2 separate regions of the Homo sapiens genome follow, and region 1 is linked to region 2. A link is a loop called in an ENCODE intact Hi-C map of the cell type or tissue named here. Cell type or tissue: PC-9. All regions are shown on one strand. Each heading gives the region's core, and the rest is flanking DNA. Links, peaks and the distances in the headings are about the cores only.

Region 1 (13,226 bases), core at 1,629-9,628, 74 kb before region 2:
GTTTCATTTTCTTTCTTTTCTCACACAGCCAGGGAAGCTTTGACTTGTACATTAGAAGACAAGTTTACTTTAGTAGTTGATCTGGCTTTCGAAAGGACAAAGCCACTGATTCCACAATTAGAAAGGAGTAAAATGTCAAGAACCCTGGTAAAGTAATACCTTTCTTTAAACGGACAGTGAGAAATGAACAAGTGAGACTGAACCCTTTACTGAGAGCAAATTTAATTGGCAGGGGTCAGGGAATTTCACAATGATATAGAGTTCCTGAAGGATGCAAAAAAAAAAAAAAAGTATTCTGAAGAGGAGGAAAAAACTGCCTAAAGTAGGTCTGGTGATGTCAATGTCAATCTTCTCCTTCACAATCTTGCCTGGGGCTGGTTCTGCCAGGACTAAAGAGACAATGACATCTGTACGGTATATTCATAGTACTGTAGCATTTTATTGTACACCTTGGTAAAAATAAAGAAATTTTTGGCTTCTTTCTTAAGAAAAAGATGAGGGAGAAACTAAATTATGTGTTTGTTGTTCTAAAATGCATATTGCTCTACATTCAGTAAATGCAAAATAAGTGCTCATTAAGTGAAATCTATACTAAAATTTTTAAACAATTCTCAAAAGTGGAAAAATTAATTTGCTTACAGACCCAGTAGTTGAAGTTCCAATAGTTCTTAAATAGCCTAAAATAGTTTTGCTCTTAATAACAGAGCTCTGGGTTTACGAAATATGTTTATTTGCTAGGGAAAAGTTTTCAATACCTATGTTTCAGGAAGGGTGTATTGGTTTTATATGTATCTTTACATTTTTCTCTTTAGGATATATTTCCAAAACACGATTTATATTGTGAACTGCATCATGTATGAACTGTTTCTAGACTACTTGAAAATGTACCAAAATAAAACATTCTAATCTGTACAAAATCAATGTCTTGAAACTGAATCCATTTCTAAAATATTACACACGTGACTGGTAAACATGATTATGAATATCATCATATTTTCCAGGTTAATCTGAATTAGCTGCAAAGATAATAATAGATTCAACCTTGGAAAACTATGCAGATTCCAGTTTAAAGTGCTGTGCTACTTAACAAAGATGTACAGTTCTTTATATACCATCTATGCTAAAAATCGCAGGTATTGAAAACTTTTTCCCATCAAGTAATATACATTCTAAAATGCATATTGCTGTATGTTCAGTAAGTGCAAAATAAACTCTCATTAGCTGAAATCTATTCCAGTTTTTTAAACTAATTCTTAAATGTGGAAAATGTAAAAAATGTGTTCTATCATCAAATATTATTTTTCATTATGTATTTCAACACATAATTAAGTTAGCTATTGTTTCACTTGTATTGAAAACCTAGAATCTGAAACCAGCGACTTGTATACAGAGTTATTTCTCAGGCTTTTGTGTCTTCGGTGATCCCGGCTTTTAAGTCATTCACTTTCAATTTCTGTAAAGCTGTTCACAAAAGCTTTACTGGGAGTTTGTTTGTTGCTAAGCTTCATCCATGTTACGGTGCATTATTAAAGTTCATTTATTTTGCCTACTATAGAACATGCCAACGTGAGAATGACACACGGTTTATTCATCTAGTTTGCCACAGGGGGTGTTCAAATTATTTCCAGGTGTCTGATGTTATGATATTCTCATGCAGGTCTCTGGTGGTACCATGTTTTAAGAGTTTCTCTTGGGTGCATATCTCAGCGTAGAATTCTGGGATATAGAGCATATATATGCTCAACTTTAGAAGGAAATAGGCAACAGCAACTTTCTTCATAGCTTCTTTCACCAAGTTAAACCTCCACTTTTTCAAGACTAATCAAGTCACTACTAATTAAACCTATTATTCTTTTCACTGTTAGGCACTTTGCTTAACCCAATAATCTCAGAATTGTTAGGGAACACAAAAATACTGTAACATCTGTGACAATGCAGTTTTCCTAATAAAATATTTTTATTTTTTCATGTGCTTTAAACTGTTTGTTTTGTCAAAGCAGAGAGTTTCCTGACTTAGATGTTGTTAGGGACTTGTCTGAAATTGTGACTTCAGAATTAATTCCTGTTCTCACTAGTATCCCGGTTAGTCAAATCAGACACTTTGTATGAGAAAAAGTTTCACTTCATTTTTTTCAAATCAAAAGCACTTGTTAATATGCACTTGAGGAATATAAAAAACAAAAATGCCTTCTAGAACATATGTAGTAAAATAAATTATTAAAATTAGTTCAATAAAATTAAAATGATGTGAACTTAAAATAATTAATTTTAAGTTGGGTAAATTTCATGTAATACCTCATTATTTAATATGGAATAATTTAATGAAGCAAAAAGCAAAAATTATAGACTAAGAATATAAGCACATGATAATATATTAATCTTTCAGAAAATATCTTCATGCATGTGTTCAACTCTGACATTCAGTTTCTGGAAAAAATTAAATAAGAATACCCCCCTTACTTTAATTAGACATAATGATTTTAAAAATTGTATATTTACAGGAAGGAATGGGACATGCTACTATAAAATAATTAATCCAACATTTACCATTAAAATTTCATTTGTTGATAGGAAGTAGAATATATTTCAACACATAATTATAATGAGGTAAGATGATTTTCTATAATTAAATACTTCAAGTAGCATTTGACAAAGTAAGACTTATCTACAATGTCAAATAAAGGCATATCGCACCTAAAATAAATAATTGTTCATCTGCAACTTTTGTACATCATAATTCAAAAAATTTGATGTACTAAATAGACTCTAGTTACTATTTAAAAAGTTAGAGTAAGTAATCTGTGTTATGCTGGAAATTTGTAGATTCTTTTGTTTCCTCCTAATGATGGATTTAAGGAAAAGGAATTGAAAATAACATTTAAAATTGCTTACATTAAATATGTGAATAAAAGCCATTTTAAAAAGTTTATTATTTCTGACAGCTCATTGCGTTACTCTAACTATACTTTTTTTTTTTTTTTTTTTTTTTAATTGAGACAGAGTCTCTCTTCATTGCCCAGGCTAGAGTGCAGTGGTGCGATCTTGGCTCACTTTAACCTCTGCCTCCAGGGTTCAAGTGATTCTCCCACCTCAGCTTCCTGAGTAGCTGGGATCACAGACACATGCCACATGCCCGGATAATTTTTTTTAGTGGAGACAGGGTTTCGCCATGTTGGCCAGGATGGTCTCGAACTCCTGGCCTCAAGTGATCCGCCTGCCTAGGCCTCCCAAAGTGCTGGGATTACAGGCATGAGCCACTGCGCCTAGGCTAACTATACATCTATAGTTAGCAATTCATTTTCAAAAGCAATTCATCCTTTGGAAACAGTAGTTTGGCACAGAGGAGGCCATAAAATCAGATTTGCTATCAATTCTACCACCAATAATCTACCATGTATCTGATTTAAGAACAGTCTACAAGGACAGAAATACATCATTTTTTATTCCCTGCTCCTTTCTTAACAGAAATATGTATAAGACAGGGAAAAACACAAATTTCTGTAGTGGGATTAGGGGATTTTAATGAAGGCAACAAGAGTAATTTGAAATATCTGATGAGATGAATGAGTGATTTTTATTTTTTGTAAATAGCTATTATATTAAGGAAAGGGGCTTAAGGGGTTTAAACAAAAAACAAACAATATCATGCTAAAAAAGAGTAATTGTGGTAAGTGAGGAGCTTTAATTAAGTCTGTTAAAACTGTCTGTACTCACATTCTTGGAAATAATCCCAATTTGAAGACCACTGTTCAATGACTCCACTAGGTGAAAAATCATCTTCTTCCTATCAAAAGTGAGGTAGACATTTAATACTTCCAGTCAAGCCTGAATCAAGACTTTCTACATTTAAAAAGGCAGATGATGGAAAATTACACTAGAAATCAGCTGGAATGGGGGCAGTGTTGCTCACTGGCTCAGGTTGTGTCTACCCAGGATGACCTGATGTTCTGGTTTGCTTTCCCCAGCAGGATGTGGTGCACCTCTTGTCCCAGCATCCTGGCAGTTTTTCTTTACTTTTCTTCTTTTTCTTTCCAGACAAAAGTGTCCAAATTTAGATAATAAATTATATATCACATACTTCTACCTCAATCCTCTCCCATTTATATGACTTTTTGAGAAACTATGGTTCAAGGTTGATCAATAATTATGTAGAAATGCCCAGAGCCACAGAGTTCTTACATAAAGGGAAAATGTTCTCACCCCTAATTCCAATATTATAGAACCTGAGGCTGTGTGCTTTCTGACTGTAGCTTTATCCCCAGGTCCAAAATAATGAGCTATATAAATGACCAACATAGGACTATTTTTCAATGGGGAAAAAGGCAGGGAAACTGGATATTTAATTTGCAAAATTAAAGCTGGTCATTAGCTTCACAAAGAGATTAGCAGTCTGTCGAATTCTTACATTGATGTTTCTTAAGGGAATAAGATGGAGTGAAAATGTCTGAGCTTTTTATTTCTCAATTTAGCATAGAGTATGTGAATGAGTTACATTCATTTTCGTTCAACATTCACTCTGCAATTATTCATTAAGTATTTAAGGCACCCCAAATGCCTGTCTTCAAGGACTTTAAAGTTAAGTAGGGGAGACAGACAAGCAAAGAATGCAATATAAGGTGGTAGGTACTGCAAAAACATAAAGTGGGAAAACAAAGGAAAAACTTCCAGCATGTCAAAATGTATTAGGAAACCCTTTTGATCCTTCCTGACTTTAGACGAGTAAATAGAGCTCTGTATTTTTGGTTCATGAACGTACTTCCTTAATTCTAACAATGTGAATACACAAGTCCCCCTCCCTGACAAATGTCTGAATCTTAAAGCTGAATGTAATTGGCATCTATTTTTGAACTTTTATGAACTATTTGTGGAGAAACGTTTTGCTTCTTGATGCAAAGCCATGGGCAACTGCAATTCACCACAACTTCTCTCCTGCTGCCTGAATTCTTTGAATAAGGCATTGTGTGAAATTCCGACCTCATTAAATCTGCTGTTTAGCTGTGCTCTGTGCAGCCACTGCGAATCTGCTCTGGGTCAACCCTCCTGCTTGTGAAACCATTTAAGGCAAACAAGATGCCTGAACCATGAGGTGTAACATAATACCAAAGTCAGACAGCCACATTCTTTACTGCTTAAGTAAATTTCTACATTCTTTGCTGATCAAACTAAACTCTTTTTCGTTTTTATTTGGTAGAATCATTCAGACAAAATGTTGCTTCCTCCAAATAATAAACTGCACTGGAGGATCACATAGTTAAAGAGCCGAGAAGCTCATTTCACTTAACCATAGTCTACAAAGGCATAAAAATTCAAGTGGAAAGAGTCCCCCTGGTAAAGTGGATCACTTTAATTCTGAAATAGAAATTGCCTGATGACACCACTTGGACAAATTAAGCAAAATATTTTCTATTCTGCACAGAACAGAAGATTCATTCCAGAATAATTTTACTCTGCTCTAAAGCAACCCAAGAAGTCATTAAGTGTGTGTGTGCTCACGTGCATGCATGTGTTAGGTAGATGGGAAAAATGTCTGCCAGAATTGAGACCATATTCTCATTTCACATGATTTGACAGTTCTTATGAGGCAGCAGTGACTGTTTTTCTACCTACCTTGGTGACAGTCTCAAATCAATCAGTGACCTAGATGGAAAAGATTTTATAGCCCATTACCCAAGCCTTCAGTCATCCCACTGGTATTGTGACCGAACTGATTTTCAACTCCAAAAATAGACTCTGCTACTGAAGTTATGAGATTTTCCAGACAGAGACAACAATGTGATCGGCTTGGAGTAGACCTACAGATTTCTTCAAAAGTATTTGTGATATATTTTTATAACTTCAATTATTCACAATGCCTCAAATAAGCACCATTGTTAAGTTTGAAAAGTTATATATGTGATATATTAGCATGACATATTAATACTTAATGTGGAAACACATAACAAATTCATTAAAAAGACTTTTTTAAGCTCTTTGAAGTATGTGAGTTTTTATTATTTTTTAATTTTAATTTGATTTTTCCTATGATATATTTAAATAGCAACAATCTTTAATAGTTGTTTTAACCTTGCTAGAAAGAACATTTGTAGATATTCATAATTTAATTTTTTTAGAATATTGCTTTTTATACTTTTTAAAAACATTTATGGGTACATAGTAGGTATATATTTATGGGGTACATGAGATGTGTTGATAGAGGAATGCAATGTGAAATAAGCACATCATGGAGAATGGAGTATCCATCCCTTCATGAATTTATCCTTCGAGTAACAAACAATCCAATTACCTTCTTTATTTGAAAGTATATAGTTAAGTTATTATTATGGTCACCCTATTGTGCTATCAAATAGTAGGTCTCATTCATTCTTTCTATTTTTTTTGTACCCATTCACTGTTTATATCTTCCCCACCAACCCCTCATTACCCTTCCCAGACTCTGGTAACCATGGTTCTACTCTCTATTTCCATGAATTCAATTGATTTGATTTTTAGATCACACAATTAAGTAAGAATATGATGTCTGTCTTTCTGTGCCTGGCTTATTTCACTTAACAGAAAAATCTCCACTTCCCTCCATGTTGTTGCACATGACTGGATCTCATTCTCTTTATGGCTGATTAGTACTTCATTGAGTATATGTACAACATTTTCTTTATCCATTCATCTGTTGACAGACACTTAGGTAGCTTCCAAAGCTCAGCTATTGTAAACAGCGCTGCAACAAACATAGGAGCGCAAACATTTCTCTGATATACTGATTTATTTTCTTTTCAGTGTACACTTAACATGGATTGCTGGATTATATGGTAGCTCAATTTTCAGTTTTTTTGAGGAAACACCAAACTGTTCTCCATAGTAGTTGTATAATTTACATTCCCACCAAGAGTATACAAGGGTTCCCTTTTCTCTACATCCTTGTCAGCATTTGTTATTGTCTGTCTTTGTGTATAAGCCATTTTAATGGAGATGAGATAATATCTCATTGTAATTTTGATTTACATTTCTGAGATGATCGCTGAGGTTGAACACCTTTATATGTATCTGTTGGCCTTTTGTATGTCTTCTTTTGAGAAATACCTGTTCAAATCTTTTGCCCATTTTTAAATAGGCTTATTACTTTCTTCCTATAGAGTTGTATGAGCTCTTTATATATACTGGCTATTAATCCTTTGTCAGAGGGTAGATAGCAAATATTTTCTCGCATTCTGTGGGTTGTCTCTTCACTTGGTTGATTGTATCCTTTGCTGTGCAGAAGCTTTTACACTTTATGTGATCCTGTTTGTCCATGTTTGCTTTGCTTGCCTGTGCTTGTGTAGTATTGCTCAAGAAGTCTTTGCCCACACCAGTGTCCTGCAGATTTTCCCCAGTGTTTGCAGTAGTTTCATAGTTTGAAGTCTTAGAGTTAAGTCCTAAGTCCATTTTAATTTGATTCTTGTAGATGGTGAGACATAGGAGTCTAATTTAATTCTGCATATGAATATCCAGTTTCCCAGCACCATTTCTTGAAGAGACTGTCTATTCCCCAGTGTATGTTCTTGACAACTTTGTCAAAAATGAGTTCACTATAGGTTGTTTCTGGGTCCTCTATTCTGTTTCATTGGTCTATGTGTCTGTTTTTATGCCCATACCATGCTGTTTTGGTCAGTACAGCTCAGTAGTATAATTTAAAGTCAAGTAATATGATTCCTCCAGTTTTGTTCTTTTTGCTTAGGATAGATTTGACTACTCTTGGTCTTTTGTGGTTCCATATAAATTTTAGAATTGTTTTTTCTACTTCTGGGAAGAATGCCATTGTTATTTTGACAGGGATTGCACTAAATCTGTGGATTGCTTTAGAGAGTATGGTCATTTTAACAATATTGATTCTTCCAATCCATGAACAAGGAATATTTTTTCCATTTTTTGGTGTCCTCTTCAGTTTCCTTCATCAGTGTTTTATGGTTTTCATTATAGAGATCTTTCATTTCTCTGGTTAATTCTTAGGTATTTAATTTTATGTATAGCTATTGTAAATGTGATTACTTTTTAAATGTGTTTTTCAGATTCTTAACTATGGCATAGCAATGCTACTGATTTTTCTATGTTGATTTTGCATCCTGCAACTTTGCTGAATTTGTTTATCAGTTCTAACAGGTGTGTGTGTGTGTGTGTAGTCCATAGGTTTTTACACATACAAGATCATATCATTAGCAAATGAGGATAATTTGACTGCTTCTTTTACAATTTGGATGTCCTTTTTAGCTTTCTCTTGTCTAATTGTTCTAGCTAGGACTTCTAGTATTATGCTGAATAACAATGGTGACAGTTAGCATTTCTGTCATGTTCCAGATCTTAGAGAAAATGCTTTCAGTTTTTTCCATTCAATGTGATACTAGCTGTGGATTTGTGATATGTAGAGTAGAATTAGTATTATTTCTTTAAATGTTCAGCAGAATTCAGCAGTGAAGCCATTGTGTTCTGGGTTTTTCTTTACTGGAAGACTTTTTATTATGACTTTGATCACATTACTTATTGGTATATTCAGGTTGTGAATTTCTCCCTGGTTCTATCTTGGTAGGTTGTATGTACCTAGGAATTCATCCTTTTTTTTCTTGATTTTCCAATTTATTGACACACAGTTGCTCGGAGTAGCCACTAAGGATCCTTTGAATTTCTGTAGCATCTGTTGTAATATCTCCTTTTTCAGTTTTGATTTTATTTATTTGAATCTTTTCACTTCATTTTCTTAGTCTGGATAAAGGTTTGTCAATTCTGTTCATCTTTTCAAAAAATAACTTTTGGTTTCATTGATATTTTGTATTTTTTCCATTTTAATTGCATCTCTTTCTGCTCTGATCTTTATTATTTCTCTTTTCCTACTAATTTTGTGTTTGCTTTGCTTTTGCTTTACTAGTTCTTTAAAATGAATCATTAGATTGCATATTTGAAGTTTTTCGTTTTTTGATGACCACAGTTTTAAGTATATACATCCTTCTGAGTACTGCCTTTGCTATATCCAATAGGTTCTGTTTATGTTGTGTTTCTATTATCATTTAAGAAATTGCTCAATTTTATTCTTAATTTCTTCATTGATCTACTCATTCCTTGTCATTCAGAAGCATATTGTTTAATGTCCATGTATTTTTAAAGTTTCCAAAATTTCTCTTGTTATTATTTTCTAGTGTTATTCCATTGTGGTCAGAGAAGATGCTTGATATTATTTTGGATTTTGAATGTTTAAAACTTGTGTGGTGATTTGTGGTCTATCTTTGAGAATAATCCATGTGCCAAGAAAAATAATGTGTATTTTGTGGCTGCTGGATGAAATGTTCTGTAAATATCTTTTAGATCCATTTGGTCTGTAGTATGGATTAAGTCTAATGTTTCTTTGTTGATTTTCTGTCTGGAAGATCTGTCTAATGTTGAAAGTGGGATGCTGAAGTCTCCAACTATTATTGTATTGGGGCCTATCTCTATATTTAGCTCTAATAATATTTCCTTTACATATCTGGGTGCACCAGTGTTGGGTGCATATATATTTACAATTATTATATCCTCTTGCTGAATATCATTATATAGTGACCTTTGTCTTTTTTTATAGTTTTTGTCTTGAAATCCATTGTTTCTGATATAAATATATGACTCCTGCTCTTTTTTGGTTTCCAGTGGCATGGAATATCTTTTTCCATCCCTTTAGTTTTTTTGTCTATATGTGTCTTTACAGGTAAAGTGTGTTTCTTGTAGGTAACAGATTATTGGATCTTGGTTTCTTTTCATCCTTTCAGCCCATCTATGTCTTTTGATTGGATAATTTAGTTGATTTATATTCAGTGTTATTATTGATAAACAAATACTTACTCCTACCATTTTGTTATATGTTTTCTGGTTGTTTTGTGGTCCTCTCTTCTTTCTTTCCTTCCGTTCTTCCTCTAGTGAAGGTGGTTTTCTCTGGTGATACAATTTAGTTTTTTGCTGTTTATTTTTTGTATCTATTGTATGTTTTATGGTTTGAGGTTACCATTAGGCTTACAGATACTATCTTATAAACCATTATTTTAACCTCCAAACCCAGAATGGGTCCAGAAGTGCTGTCCAGGATTCAGGGGCTAGAGTCAAATACCTGAGTAGCCTACCTGGTGTTCTATTGTATTGTTACTGAGCTGGAACTCAAACCACATGATGCCATCCTTCCCACTCTTCCCTCCCCTTTCCAAAGGCAGAGGAGCCTCACCTTGTAGCCATTGCCATCCTAGGCCACAAACAGTACTGCCAGACTACAACTGGTGTTCCCTTAAGGCCCAGGGACTCTTAAGTTAGCTTGTCATTAATTCTGCCTGGTCTGGGACTCAGCCTTTAGGGCAGTGGGCTCCTCTCTGGCCCCAGGCAGGTCCAGAAATGTCATCCAAAAGTCATGTCCTGAAATCAGAGACCCCCCAACAGCCAGCTTGGTGCTCTACCCCACTTTGATCATGCTGGTAACTAAGGTGCAAGACAAAGTCCCTTTTACTTTTTCCTCTGCTTTTCTCAAGCAGAAAAAAATTGCCCTCTGTCCACACTAGCTGGTTATGTGCTGAGTCTCACCTGAAGCCAGTAAGTCTCAGAGGTTCACCTAAGGCCTTCAGTGTAGTACCTGGGTATCACTGTTGGTTATTCAGGGACCAAAGGCTCTTCAGTTAGCAGGTGATGAATGTTGTCAGAACTGAGTTCTCTCCTTTAAGGAAGTTGGTTCTCTTGTGGCCCAGGGTGTGTCTGTAACTTTCTTTTGGGAGCTAGGGCCTGGGATAGGGGCCTCACGACTCTGACCAGTGCCCTATCCTGCTGTGGCTGGGGTGGTATGCCAGATGAAAGAAAAAGTCATTTCCACTCTTCCCTCTCTTCTCCTCAAGCAGAAGGAAGGGATCTCTTTTGGAGCCAAGAGCTGTGCAGCCTGGGGTTAGGGGAGAGGTGATCCTGCACTCCCCTGGCTGCCCCAGTTGGTGTCTCAGTATGTCACATGTCCCCCAAGTCCACTGTCTGTAGGCCTTATTTAGCACCAGGACTTGCCTAAGAGCTGCAGTCCTTATGGCCCAGACTGCTTTTCAAGTTTACTTGGAGACATAGAGTTTAGTACCCCGCACTGGTAAGGTTTGTGGAAACTCAAGTTTGGACCTCTGGAATTGGCGATTCCCCTCTGGCTATGACTTGTTAAATGTTCTCTCCATGGTAGGCATCAGCTGAGTCTGGTCCGGTTTTCCTTTCTTCTCTAACAGGATAACACTGAGTTCAATGCCTCATACTTGCTATGTTCTCCCTTTCCCAATTCCCAGAGATGCTCTCTACATAGCTGAAGAGGCTCCCTTCAGTGTCTGTTTCAGTCATATAAAATTAAAACCAGGTACTATGTGTGCCCACCTGATTTTTGGTTCTTATGAAGATGTTTTTTCTTAATTTGGTGTCCTTGCAGTGGGGACAATTGGTGGAGCTTTCTATTCTGCCATCTTGCTCTGCCTTCCATATGGGGGTTTTTAAAAAAGCTGAATGTCCCAATATTTTGGAAGGTTTAATAGTATAACTGGAATAACAGATGTGTGCATTTTTGCTTATTTATATTATCACATAAAAGCCATTGCAAATTAGAATGTGTCAAATGAAAAAAAAAGAGTGAATAAATTCAATATGTCCACATACACCAATCTTAATACATTATAACATGTGTCATTAAAAAGTCATAAAATATGTCATTTCACAAGAAATTATAAAATATACAAGATGTTTTAATATGTAAAATGGGAAACAGATGATTAGGAAAATTAACAAAACTTAAAAGATATTTAATTTTATGCCAATTTAGAATGAGGAAATATTTCCTCACATTTTTATTTTTAATAAGTTCTTAGTTTATTTGTATTCTTTATTTTTCTATTGGTAAAATCTAAATTTTAGAACATTATACAAGCTTGAAATCATAGTAAATAGGAAACGAAATAGATGTTACATAAAGAAAAGTTTAAAATATAGTCAACTTGAATTAGGTTTTCTGAGTGATGAAGATAAATCCGTGCAACTTAGAATCCATGAGTTGGTAAAGGTGTTAAGGAACTTGAAGTAACCATAGAAAAAGGAAAAGATACAATATCAATACCTTTATGAATAGATATACATTATTAAGAAAACATTCTGCAAATGTCATTTCTGGAAACTACTGAATGAGATTTGAATGGCATTGTTTTAACTATATGATTTTTTTTTCTACCTTCAAAACATATGTAGGAATTAAGAAGTTTTAAGGAATTGCCTTATCTTTCTTTTTTGTCATTTCAGGAAAATCTGAAGACTAGTCAGCCATTATTTTATTTTAAAAAATGTGGTTGGTTTTCACTACCTTTCTCTTACAATTAAAATCAGATAGACTAATCATACACACAGAAAATATATTCAACAAACATTAATTTAATGTCTATTCTATCTAGGTACTAGCCAGTATCTAGCTAGCACCTATCCCCAGTACTAGCAATAGTAGGCCATTAAAACTCTGTCATTGTCTGCCAGTGGCTCATAATCTAGTTTAGGATTCTTAAAAGAAAATAAGTAATCATCACAAAAGTAAGTAAGTGAGTGCAGCAACACAGTTGCACTTGATACAATGGTTGTAAAGAAGATAAAGGGACCAAGTTTACACAGGAGAAACAGAAAGTAACATATAAAGGAGGTTCCTGAGAAAATGAAATTAGAAACACTTAAAAGGTCGTATGGAAATGTCAAGACTGGTAACTCAGGGAAGGATGAAAGGCAGGTAGTTATTATATTCTATTTTCTTCCAGTGTCAATCCCATAAATACCAACTATCAACTTCAGAATGCCTAAGGTGACGAGACACAAAAATTCAATCCTAACTTCTAGAAAAAACAGAAAGTATCTTTATATTCAGAAAGACAAATAGTAAATGATCTCATTTATATGTGGAACCTAAAAAAATCAAACCGATAGAAAGACAGTATACTGCTGCTTACCAGGGGCTGAGTGAGGGAGTGGGGAATGGCGACATATTGGTAAAAGGGTGCAAACTTTCACTTATAAGATGAAAAATTCTGGAGACAGCATGTAGGGCATGGTGACTAGAGTTAATAATAATGTATTGTATACTTGAAATTTGCTAAGAGAGTAGATCTCAAGTATTATCACCACAGGAAAAAAATGGTAACTATGTAGTGAGGTGATTGATATGTTAATTAGCTTGATTGTGATCATTTCACAACATATGCATATCTCAA
Region 2 (13,226 bases), core at 2,837-10,836:
AGATTTGAGAAGACCTACCCTAACTAACTAAGCCAATGTTGCTACATGTGTGAACTTATTACAAATGAAACTATAGGGCAACTATGAAGAGTTTTATTTAAATGGCTCCACAATGGTTCAGTCCTGCCATTAGCACTCTCACCTCCAGTCACATATAATTGATTCAAGTGCTCTGTTTTCTGCTAACCTGTCACTCATTAAGATAGTTACTTTGCATTTTGATACTGAATGTATTCCTTTTTGGGAGAGTTAGATACATTCAGATTATTTCTTTATCCTAAAGACAAATTTCTCCATTTTGGATGAAACTGCAGAAAGGAACATCTCTTAAAAAAAAATAGCAATAACTCTTCCTCCCATGTTGAAGCCCCTGATTTCCAACCCATCAAGATATTTTACTTAGGCAACCAGTTGCCTTCTTCCAAGTATCTGGCATATTATATAACTAAACCACTGGAAAAAGGTCAGAAGTTGTCTCTCTTATAATAAATTTATGACAATATAATTCACAAATTCAATTTAACATTTTGGATGCTGCTAAGATAATGACATGAAAAGAACTTAAATACATATAGTCATTCTTTTTTTTCTTGAATCCTCATGAAAACATATAAACATTGAAAAATGGCAAAAAAAAACCCTAAATTTAAAGTGTTATCAAAGCGTGAAATAAGTTTATAGTAATTTACTTTTTTATGACTTTAATCTAGATTCTAGATGTAATATGATTTATCTTGAATAATCACAAAGTACTAAAGGTTTCCTTTTAATAGTAACACTTTTGGTAACAGTCAGTATGCAGTTAGATTATACCATGGTTAATAGTCATCACCAAATCTCAGGAACTCAATACAAGAGAAGCTAATTTCTTGTTTACAGAAAGTTTACTGTGGGTCTGGTCTGCTCTATAGGACTGTTGTCCTCTATATCCTCAGGAAACCAGTGATGGAGTCAACTTATGCTAAGAAATCTCCAACATTTTACACTTGTACTATCTAAACCATATGATCTCCTTATTAGGTGAAACAGGGGAATGAGCACTTTCACCTTAGGATAATGTACTCAATGAAACTATATTTTTAAAATAAGAACATTTTTTTCCCTGGAAAATAGCAATATATGTTACCCATTAAAACTATACCTGCATTGCAAGAAATATTTATACAAATTATTCAGGCAAAAGAAAATCCCAGAAGAAAATTTCAATCCACATACAAAATTAAGTGAGTTAAAAAGGTAAATATTGGGATGTATATAAAAGATATTTTTCAGCCTTTTAAAATTAAATTAGAATTAATTATTTAATGCAAACTATAATAACAAGTTGTGAAGTAACATATAATTGATTCCAGTACTCTATTTTCGTATATAGAATTTAAATTTATAGAAACAGCAATTTACATATATAGAAACAATAAAACATAATATGAGGAGAAAATGATACTATACTATTATGTATCTTATACTATAAGTAAATATATGTAATATTTGAAGATAGTGATAATTTTAAAATGCTCTTTGTAAACCGTAGAATAATCATTACAAACTAAGATAGGCATAATTAATAATGCAATACAAACAAGAAACTGAAAATTTAAAACATTCAGTAAATCCAAAAAAAGCAAAGAAAGAAGAAAATATAACTAAATAAGCAGACATAAAGATATTAGATTTAATTCTGAAAATGTCAACCTTACAATTATATTAAATATAAACGGTCTAAATACCGCAAATGATAGGCAGACATTGTCATAAACATAAAAATGTTTAAGGCAGACATAAAAATGCATGACCCAACTCTAAACTGCCTGAAACAATCATAATTTAAATATCATGATATAAGGTATTAAAGTGAAAATAATTTAAAAGATATAATAAAAAAATAAAACTAGAGTGGCTATACTAATGTCAGACAAACAGTATTTTGGAAACTGTAATATTTTCAGGGAGGAGAAAAAGGGAAATTTCATAATAATGTTTTCTTGATTTTTTTTAATCAAGAAAACTTAAACCAAATCAGCATGCTTTTTTAAACACATGTATTTAAAAATACATGCAAAGAAAACTGATAGAAATCAAAGGATAAGTAGACAAATACATAATTATAGTTAAGATTTTAATATACCTCTCTCAGGAACTAATAAAGCACACAGAATAAAATTAATGTAGAAAAGAAACACCTAGAAAGCACTATCAAAGGGCAGACTTAATTGACATTTATATGGCATCCACCCTCAAATAGCAAAATACACATCCTTTTCCTTGTGAATGTAATATTTACCCAAACCAGTCATTTTCTGGTCATAAATCAAATTCCAATAAATTTAAATAATTTGAATAATAGAAAGTATGTTTTTGGTTGCAACAAAAGTAAATTAGAAAGTATTAGTAAAAATAGACATTTTATTGGCCTCAAAATTTTACTTTCCCCAAAATTGGCAAGTGGAGAAGACCTGTGGTTACTGCCCCAGCCCAACTCCAGCACTACCCTCATAGAACAGAAACATCATTCTGAAAAAAACAGGCCTCTGTCCCTGCCCCAAGCAGTGGTGGAGTGTTGCAGAGATACTTGTTTTTCTTTTTGCAATGGGAGAAGCTAGCTATAAGAACAGAGAGATCCATAATTTTCCCTAAGGGGACTGACTTTATTTGGTAATTAAAGTGGGCTAGTTTAAGCCTATCAGTATTGTCAAAATAAAATGGAGACTTTGGTGGTGAGCAATTAAGAGGATGCAACAAACGAACATGCAACAGCACGTAGGAAGCACCATGATAGAAGCAAGCAAATTGGATAGACCAACTAGAAGTTTCAGAGAACCAAAAAATGTAGCTGTTAAAAGAGTTCTCCTGGGATTAGAGCAAGTTTCAGAGATGGGCCTCTAAGACTATCTCAGCAGAGGGGCAGTAGTTTAATTGGATTATACAGTGAGACAACTTATGCACAAAGACTTGACAAAACAATTGAGTAATTAGTTAGCAAGTAGTGGAGGCTCACAGCTATATGTAATACTAATAGAGGCATACCACCGAGTAGTTTAACAGGGATACCAGGTAAGACACTGTCAAAAAAAGCCTGTCATTTATAAGGCATTAGGGCCAGGGTTACTGAGTGCATGCCCAAAGTTGTACCCTCTGAAAGGTGATACTAGAAGCTAAAAACTTCAGAGGAAATAGACATAACTGAGCTAATCCAGAAAACTCACTAAACAAATAAACAGGCAAACAATAATAACAACAAGCCCCACAGGAATCAATATAGAGCTGCTGCAATATACTATCTAGAATGTCCAACTTTCGACAAATTACAAGATATCTAAAGAAAAAAAAATTGACTCGTACACATAGGACTAAAAGCAAGCATCAGAAATTGCCTGTATTAAGGTCCAGATTTTGGACTTAACAGGTAAATAAATCAAAGCAGCTATTACAAACATTTGAAAGACTGAAAGAAACCACATTTAAAGAATCAAAAGAAGGACTGATGACAGTATCTTATCAAATAGAGACACTGATAAAAATTGAAACTTTCAAAAATAATGAAATGGAATTTCTGGAGTTGAAAAGTGCAATAACCAAAATAAGAAATGCATTAGAGTGGCTCAGCAGTATATTAGAACTTGCAGATAAAAGAAATATGAAACTCCAAACTAGATACATACATAAAAATTATGTAATCTGAAGAACAGAGTGAAAAAAAGAAAGAAAAATGAACTGAGACTCAGAGAAATATGTGGGACAACAGTAAAGGCACAAACATGTAAATAATGAGAGTACCAAAAGAATAAGATAGAAAGAAGTAGAAAAAAAAATCAAAGAAATTACAGTGAGAAATGTCCCAGATTTGTTGACAACATTAATCCATAAACCCAACAAGTTCAGTAAACTCCAATTAGGATAAACAAAAGGAGGTCCATACCCAACATTTTATATTCAAATGTTTAAAGTCAAAAACAAAGACCTTGAAAGCAGTAAGAGACAATTCACTATGTACAAGGAAAACCAGTAAGATTAACAAGTGGCTTATCAGAGTCCATGAGTTAAAATGTAATCGTTAAACCAATATACATGTAATATAAGACTGGATTTTTTCAACAGAAACTTGCTATTAAAACCTAATCATATTTTGAAAGATACAAAGGAAAATAAGTTAAAAAAAAAGTTTTAAAATTATCAAATACAACCTAGATGTACATAAAAAAGAAAAAAAAAATCATCATGATTGAGTTTTTTATACCAGGAATACAAACATAGTTCAACATTTAAAAAATTCAGCAATGTAAACTATCACATTTATCAGAAGAAAAGAGAAAAAGAATAAGGTTATCTCATTTAAGAAAAACCACCAGAACTCCAGAACTATAAGAACTTTTTCTTTATAAATGACTCAGTCTCAGTTATTCTATTATAACAACAGTAAATAGACTAAGACATCCACTTTTCTAATTGCCATACTCTGAGTTTAAATTCCTATAAGAATTTGATTCAACAAGCTCATATTTTTAATAAAATGTTTGTGAATTAAAAAAAAACTTCTCCATCAAAATTAAATAGATTACTATAGAGCTTCTTTATACATTCTAAATCTACAGGAATAAAACATAATATGCAACTATCCTCCCAAATATTATAATTATAACACCCATTTTAACAGCATATTTCAGGGTTAGTGTTTAGTAATCAGTAACTGTTATGATTATTCAAAAACTTTTTCTTATTCAAATAAGGGAATTGATTGATATCGAAGGAAAAGATAAAATATAGTAAACATTTAGAGGAAATATAGCTGTACACACACTAGATAATCAGTAACCGGACTATGTGAAATTTAATAGAAGACAGTCCCTGAGTTCAGAATAGTATGTGATTTGAAGGTTGTCAGCAATATTTCGTAACAGCCAAGCAGAATTCAGGAATGAATAAAGTGTACACTGAAGAAAACCAATGTAATTTTCCCATTATACACAAACCTATTTAGACCATCACCTAACAGTCTTCTTCTCTGTGACTTAACATAGTTGGGTACAACATGAATAGGGTATCCAGGAGAGCAGTCAAATTGATACAAAGTCTAGATTGAAAGGTTTAGCTAAGGAAGTTTATAGTAATTATTTGGTCCCCAGTGACATTTCCAAGGATGGTGGTAGCAGACTTTGAGTGAGATTTTGAAGGACGGTGATAACAGGCTTCAAGGAAATGCAGGAATATTATTGTTCATATGCTGATGACCATTTCTGTTGATAAAAGAGCAAGGGAAAAAAGTCTAAGGGTATGGCAGGAAGAACTTAGATTAGATGATGCAGAATGAAGATTACTCATGAAATGCCATTTTCTGGGATATCAAGATAATGCATATTATGATATCTAAAACTGATTATGGTAATGCTGCCATGAAACAAAGGAAGAAAATTAACAATTTTCTGAGGTCATTTCAAGTTCTGAAGAAAATATATGAGTGTTCACGTGTGTCTTCATAAATATTCATATTCCATATATATGTAAATATATAGTATACTTACTGAAAACCTTATTTAACATAAAAATTATTCTTCTAAATTTTAATGTAAGGATGTTATATTTAAAAATTAAACTGAATTTCTGATGACAGGGTATTAAGCTCTAAAATATATCTTATGACATTATTGCCCTTATGGCAAAAAAGAAAGAAAATATGCCCTCATTGCTGTTAAGGAAAGTATGTTCATTACCAGTGACTTCCCAGAAGAGAGTAACCATTTCTGATTTTGTTTTTCCTTTCCATTATAGTATCTAGTTAAAATGGTGCAAGTAATATATAAATTTGTTTCTGTTATAATCCTTGTGAATCATTTTAGATCTTTATTACGGTATAATTCTTTCATTTACTTTAAACAGAATGTTTAAATTGTCTTCAGCAGTGTCATTTCCAATAAACTGAAGAACTCCAATTCTAAAAATTTTAAAGAGTCAATTTCACTATTTTAAAAAGCCATACTCTCTGTCCTGCTTTCCCCCACATGGAAGACATGGAAAATCATTAGCAATGTTACTGTTTATTTGCAATCCTACAATTTTTTAGTGCATTCTACTTTACCTCAAAACTGAACCTCAGTTTTCAATCACTGAGTAATACATATGTAGAGAGATTCATTCTGTTGCTAAGGACATAATCCAATCAGTGTAATGATTTTTGAGAAAGAAGTAAGCTAGTTTTGTTTACATCTCACTTCCATAGAGCATAAAATAGCAGAGGACTTTCCGGGTAGATGAACACCCTGGAGGTACTAGAGTGGGATGCAGCAGGCAGGACAGGCTGGGTTCACCGCATAAAGAGAAAAGTCTGTCTTAATTTGTACTTTCCCCTCAGGCTTCAAATCCATTTAAAAAATGGACTGAAGCAATAACAAAAGGGATTTGCACCCCAATAAAATCACCCCTTTGAATGACAGCTTGGCTGCTTAGGGAAAATTTACCATAATTCAACTGATTCTATAATGAGGGAGAAGCAAATGTAAACTCAACTACCTGGACCCAGCCATTGAACTTAGATAATTATTTCCCAATCAAAAAAGAACATCCTGTTTTTCTTTGGCATGCTCTGGTGTCTGTTAGTTTTGCTTTTTATAGCTTTAGTTGAAATTTCATAATCACAGAGTTCAAATACAGAACACATTTGAGTCAGTTCTCTGGAACAATATCATTCCCTTAGAGCTCTCCTTTTTCAAAAGAAACAACAACAACAAAAATTCCCAGGCCTTTATTAGACTCTGTGCTTCCCCTGTTCCTGTGTATAAAACTCTCTGCTCTAAGGATCTATGCTATTAAAGCAAAGCCCGAGGCTAAATTCAACAGGGAAGTGAGTGGAAGGAGCAGGTGAGCTCACCTAGATTACCGGTTTAGCAAGTTTACTGGAGAATTTAAAGGGAAAAAAAAGTAGAAGGAAAAACACTTGGGATTCAGCAAAAGCCAAAATGAGTTAGGACCAAATCTGTTGTGAAGGGATGTGTATTTTTAAAGGAAATGTAGTCCATGTTTCTGACTCACTTACAATGACCTTATCAAAATGTCATGTAATGAAAGTTATTTAGGGTCCAATAATCCTTTTGAGCATCTAAATAGCATTTCAAAACATTTTTTTCTAGTTTGATTACAAATGAACTCAAATTCCAAAAATTCCATCAAGGTCAGTAAAATTCTCAAGAGTCATCATATTGAAACAGAATTTAAATGCTGCAATTTTTTCTTTCTATCCTGAGTCATTAAAATGGTTATGGGATGTTTAATTCAGTTGGAGACTTTGGATTGCATAATTATAGACAATCAAACGAAAATCAAGAAAAAGCTCCTAGGAATAGACTTTTTTAAGTGATTTTGCACATTTATTATTCATTGTAAAAAGCTTACCAAAAAGTCTTCTAACTTTCTTTCTCTACAACATAATAGTAGTTTCCTAATGTTTCCCTGGGAATTAGAAGGAGTTTGGCATAAGATACTCTAATGTTGTACTGAAGTCCTAAAGTTCACACATTTTCATGTTCTAGATCATTTATATTAGTCTGCTGAGAAACACAGAAGGTCAGAGATGGAGGTTATTGTGATAATTTAGTCCAAACCCTGAGCACTGAAATGGGAAATTGCAATTTTCTGCCCAAGGGGACATTAATATTTGGTGGCAGAACTAGTCTGTACTGACTAAAAGATTTCCCAAATACTTCCTAAACTACTGAACGCATAACTTTCTGTAACATGTTCTTTTTTTTTTTTTTTTTTTTTTGGTGAGATGGAGTCTTGCTCTGTCGCCTAGGCTGGAGTGCAGTGGGTGCAGTGACAATTGTGACACTGAAACCTCTGCCTTCCAGGTTCAAATGATTCTCTTACCTCAGCCTCCTGAGTAGCTGGGATTACAGGTGCCTGCCACCATGCCCGGCTTATTTTTGCATTTTTAATGGAGATGGGGTTTCACCATGTTGGTCAGGCTGGTCTCAAACTCCTGACCTCAGATGATCCACCCGCCTCGGCCTCCCAAAGTGCTGGGATTACAGGTGTGAGCCACCATGCCTGGCCTCATTTCTCTTTTTGAGGATTGTAAAAATCTGCTGACAGCATGGCCAATAATCTAGGGTGACTGTCTAGCCCACAACATGACTATGTCTTGCTTAGACTACTATAATTTTCTTACAACAGCTTCTTTGCCTCACTCCTGCTTCTCTGCAGTCTGTTGTCCACTCAGCAGTAAGAGTGACCCTATAGATCTTTTTATTCCCCTGTTTAAAACCACTCATCAACCATTAACTGGTTTTCCAACACATTTTGACTAAAGTCGTCATTCTGACCTGCAATATCTTGTAATGATCTAGATCTTGGTACATTAACTGATACCCTATCACTTTATCACTTGCTGACAGTGCTCTCATCATACTGCTCCTCTTCACGTTCCCAGAGTAACCAATCACATTTGAACTTGTGCTCCTTTTGCATGAAATAATATTCCCTCAGATATCCACATGACCCACTTTCATTCACATCTCTGCTCAATGTCACCTCCCCGGAGAGATGTTTCCTCTTTTTCCTACCTAAAAAACATTTCCTTACTCTCTCTGCCGTTGTTTTGTCTATTTTTTCTTTCTGGAACTCAACACTGTCTGATAGCATATCTACATCTTTTTTACTATTGGTGTATTATCTATCTTAGTTACTAAAATATGAATATATGAAGAAAGAGACATTTTCCCCTAGCACATTGAACAGATTTCTGGGAGAGACTGATGCTCTGATGGTATATGGTTCCAATCTCAACAACTCCATTATCATGTTTCTTTAGTTAGCTTTGTAAGTTTATTAACTTTCAAATTCTGTTACACAAAATATCTTGTGGCAATGTATGTATTAGTCATTATCAAAAAGAGCTACAGTTGCTCCTCAGATCTCTAGCAATTGGGGGCAGTGCCGTTAACCTTGAAAAGCAGAGGATTTCTAGGCTCTGAGTGCATAATTGTAATGATTTTTGGTTAGTTAACCCAGAAGACACAAACGATCAAACTGCAAAACAGTAAGACAAGGTGTTTATTGGGGTCTTAGGAACTGCAATTTGAGAGACGCAGTTCAGCTAGATGCCAAATCAAGTTTTGAAGAGAGAAAGGGGAATAGGGATTTTTTAAAAGGATGCCAATAATAATTACACAAGTTGTTTTGAAAGAAATGTCGTTGGTGGAGGTGGCTGGCTTAGTATATAAGTCCATAGTTCATTGGTTGTCACTTTTCAGGAGTTGCACTGCTGGTAAAATTTAGCTGTTCCAGAATGTTGTGATCATGGCCATTTGGCCCAGTTCAGAGGTTCAAGTCAAGTCCTTCATTTGCAAGTCCATAGGTCAAGCAGGAAGTCCTTCTCAGAATGGTTATCTGAAAGCCTTTTAGAGCTCTGAACCAGAGTGATGTCATTTGGTATATCACATTTCACAGGTATCACAAAAGGTTAAGAGAGAAAAATGGGAGTAATGATGGAGATGTCATGCTATCAAAAGAAGACTCTCATGCAATAATTCATTTCTATTATATATTTTTCTTCAGTTAACTGTCTAATAACATATTGGATTGAAAACCAGGGCTTAATCTGGTTATAAATCTACTCCTATTAAGGCAAAATGGCAGGGTACATTCAAAGATGAATAAGAATAGTTGCTGGTTTTGTTGAAATGTTAGTGACATAAAAATAATTATGCTTGAAAAAGATATACATAGGCTATTAAAATCCAATAACTTTATTAATAAGAAATAGAAAATCATGGGATATACTTCAAATGCTTAGCAGAAATACACATCCACAAAAGATACTTGCCATTGCCATTGCATTGTCTTAAGATTTTTACAGTCCCCATCATTCTTCGTCACTTATGTATCAGTCATCTTTACTGTTTAGTTCAAAAATGATGATAGAAAAGACAACTACTAAAGTAGGAAGAATCTAATTCTAAGTTGTCTCTAGCATCAGAATGGTTATTTGTGGGGTTGGAAAAGACTGTAGGTGATACCCATACCATGTAAACATACACGATAGAGAAAAGGGGAATTCAATAGTAATCAGTTCATTATCCATCCACATTCAAAAGTTGTAAGGCCACACTCTTTACAAGACCTAACTCCTCAGTAGCAACAAGAGTGTTTGAATTGATCTTTACACTGATCATATTGGAAGTCTAAATTTTCCATCCTTCCTTTAAGCCATAACACATGGGGGGAAAAAACTACAAAGATGTGGCTTAACCAGTTTCAATAACATTTACCTATGGGATATTAGCATACAAAATCACCAGTAAAGAGCAGCTGGATGTCAGCCAGCTACCAGTTTGGAAGCAATGCCGACAGCCATTCGCTTTTGTGAGTCTAGACATGTGGAATTGATGGATGATGGCAGTACACTTGCACAGCTGGGCATACAGGAAGCTAAAACAAGGCTGATCAAAGAACAGAAGATCTGCCTTAAGAATACCCAGAAGTACAACTTGCAATCAAACTCTGAATTTCTGGAAAACATAAAGAGCAAAACAAATTAATATATGAAAGAATAATCACAAAGAAGTCTGGGTGAGCCAAGTTACACACAACTGAGTATCAAACACAGAACATTATCAACTTAGAAAAGAACAGTAATGTACCATCCATGCCTAACCGAAGCAACCTCACAATAAGTCACTGAAGCCTCCTCACGTAGGTTGGTAAATTAATCAAAACCTTCCAGTTGTACCCCGGTGCAGCCAAGGCTGATTATTAGAAATGGAACAGTAAAGTTAACAGTAGGACTGGGAGAAAATATATTATAATGGCAAAAATTATTTGTTTTGTTTGTGTTTTTTTAAATATCAGTCTTTTATATGTTCAACATGCAAGATTGGCCTCAACAGGCTAAACTTATCATGAAAATGTTGAATTCCGTATTTCTAATGTAACTGCTGTTCTCTGAACTAAGGCAAACAGCTGCTGAAGGTAAGAATCATGTTTGGAAGTTATATTCTTAATAACAATATTTTAAAAGTGAAATCTTTTCTAGAACATTTTGAGAGAAATACATAAGTAGTTTGTGTATTTACATACGGTGTTGTAAAATAATAAACTATATGGAAGCCACTGAAAGTCACTTTGGAAACTGTAGATATAAGGGATCAAAACTAACAATTTAAACATGTATAAATCGGTCTGCACTGAACAAAACTAGAAATAGATGGCACACTCAAATGAGGTAATTGAGAAATTTTGATGAATGAGGCTATATAGAACATTGTAGATAGGCTTAAGGGAAACCTATAAGAAGGGAAACCAGTAAGAAATGGGGTTTACAACAATAGAAGCACTTAGCATACTTGGCTTGAAAGGAAAAGGTAAAGAACAATTACTGGAATCCAGCAAAAGCATCTGTTTGAAGAGAGCTCCCAAAACCCAACCAACCAGAGCTGTGACATTAGGTACAGAGATACAAACACTATGCAGCAACTGACAGAGAGCAGACCATGGGAATAAATACATGAACATCATTCTCTTCCCATCCTCTAATATCCTGCCAGTATTTCTCATTCATTGGCAAGAGAGTACCTTGATGCCAGACTCACAGGATCACCTCCCTTTCCCAGGGCAGAGAGATGAATGGAAAAGAACAAAGAAGGAATTTGTAAGCACCAACAGAAGGCATATAGCAAACAGTTGATTCCAGGTTAGGACCATTAGCTACTAAAAATACAGAAATAATTCACACCAAAACATTCTAAGTTTTTAATGTAATCTTAACTACTTTTAGAGTTGCATGAGTATTTAATAAAATAATACATGTAAAATGCTCAGTCCAGGGAAGACTGCTTCCTTCTTCTTCTTTAGTAAATTATTGGTGTCACTGCAATTGTCAATGTCATCTTGATTTGTCCTATATGGAGTGTTTGATATTTTATCAGCTTCACTGGTGGAGGAATATAAAGCTACGTGTATTTGTTGTACTATGTGCACCAGGAAGAAACAGAGGAAATAATTATGGAATAATGACTTAAGAAAGGCACTCAAAGTATTTAAACATAAGATATGAAAAATGCTGATTAGAGCCAAACATTGTTAAGTGTAGCTTAGAACCAGTTGTGGTAGGAGACTTTAGCAAAATATTCCTCATGCAAACTTTTTCTCAACATATCCCAAGTAAAGGGACCAGGAAAGAGTCAGCCTTGCAAGACAGCAAATTGTTAGATAATAATTATTCTCTAGTCAAATACCACAGGAAAAAGCTCTGGTTCCAATGCCAATGCTACCAGCAAGGCTAAATGGAGAGCCTAGACTCTAACCCTAGACATATTGTAACAAGGCATCTTAATGCTCATGTTGGGGTATTATCAGAGAAGGCCAAAAGAGACAACGGCATGGTTCAAGGCTAAATTGTGCCCCCTAATATTTATATGTTGAAGCTTCAATACTAAATACCTCAAAATATGATTACATTTGGAAACAGGGTCTTTAAAGAGGTAATTAAGCTAAAATGGGGCCAATAGGATGGTCCCTAACACAATATGACTGGTCTCCTTACTAGAAGAGAAGAATGAGACACACAAAGAGGTACCAGACATGGGGGTGTACAGAATGAAAACCATGTGAACACATAGAAGGAAAAGGCAAAAAGACAGCCATCCACAAGTCAAGGAGAGGAGCCTCAGAAGAAACACTTCTGCAGACTTGATCATGGACTTCTGGCCTCCAGAACCATGAGAAAATTAATCCACCTGATCTGTAGTACTTTCTTATCACAGTGCTAGAAAATTAATACAAAGACTTATTCCTTGCTAAGCAGTAATAAGTTACCCTCTTTCCCATGGTGACAGTGGAAAGCATGTAAGAAGTTCCCATTGGAAGGTAATTGGGCATCTTCTCTTTCCCCACTGGGGTGATGTCAAGGTGGCCTAGTGGAGAGTCAGGAATTTTACTACTAACCAGCAATAAGTGTCCCTCCAAAACATAGAGGCCACAGAGGGAGCAGTAATGAGGTACTTCTTTCTCTACACTTCTCTCTATCAGTCAGGATGGTATCGATTGAGCATACTAGAAGGTGAAACTCTATCCTCCCCCATCCAGCAATAACTAGAAGTCCTCCACTTACAAGTGTCAATGGAAGCTAAATGGAGAATTTAGGCTTCCACACCAACCTGGCAATAACATAGTAGAAACATGCCTCTTCTCTACCTGGAGCAGAGTTTGATGTGAACAGTGAAAACAGAAAATTTAAATAT

Evidence for each region. Hi-C counts contacts between places; a loop is a spot of excess contacts. Peaks named below come from ENCODE experiments on the same cell type or tissue, not always from the same donor. Only the 100,000 strongest peaks of a DNase experiment are listed, where the experiment ranks them.
Region 1: a loop joins it to region 2, with 6 times the contacts of the local background. A loop is called at or near these places in 4 of 110 quality-filtered maps.

The regions. Positions count from the first base shown.
Region 1 is chr6:140,529,791-140,543,016 of GRCh38, reverse strand. LOC105378027 (a long non-coding RNA gene) reads right to left here and starts at 4,527. Exons shown (of 8, transcript XR_001744387.3): 1 at 3,715-4,527. In PC-9, for the core only: no CTCF peak of the experiment used is centred there; a DNase peak (open chromatin) is centred at 5,046; H3K4me3 peaks cover 1,285 bases; H3K27ac peaks cover 2,550 bases.
Region 2 is chr6:140,456,548-140,469,773 of GRCh38, reverse strand. No RefSeq gene overlaps it. Among named protein-coding and RNA genes, the nearest start is that of MIR4465, 220 kb to the left of the region's middle. In PC-9, for the core only: no CTCF peak of the experiment used is centred there; a DNase peak (open chromatin) is centred at 6,823; H3K4me3 peaks cover 834 bases; H3K27ac peaks cover 4,093 bases.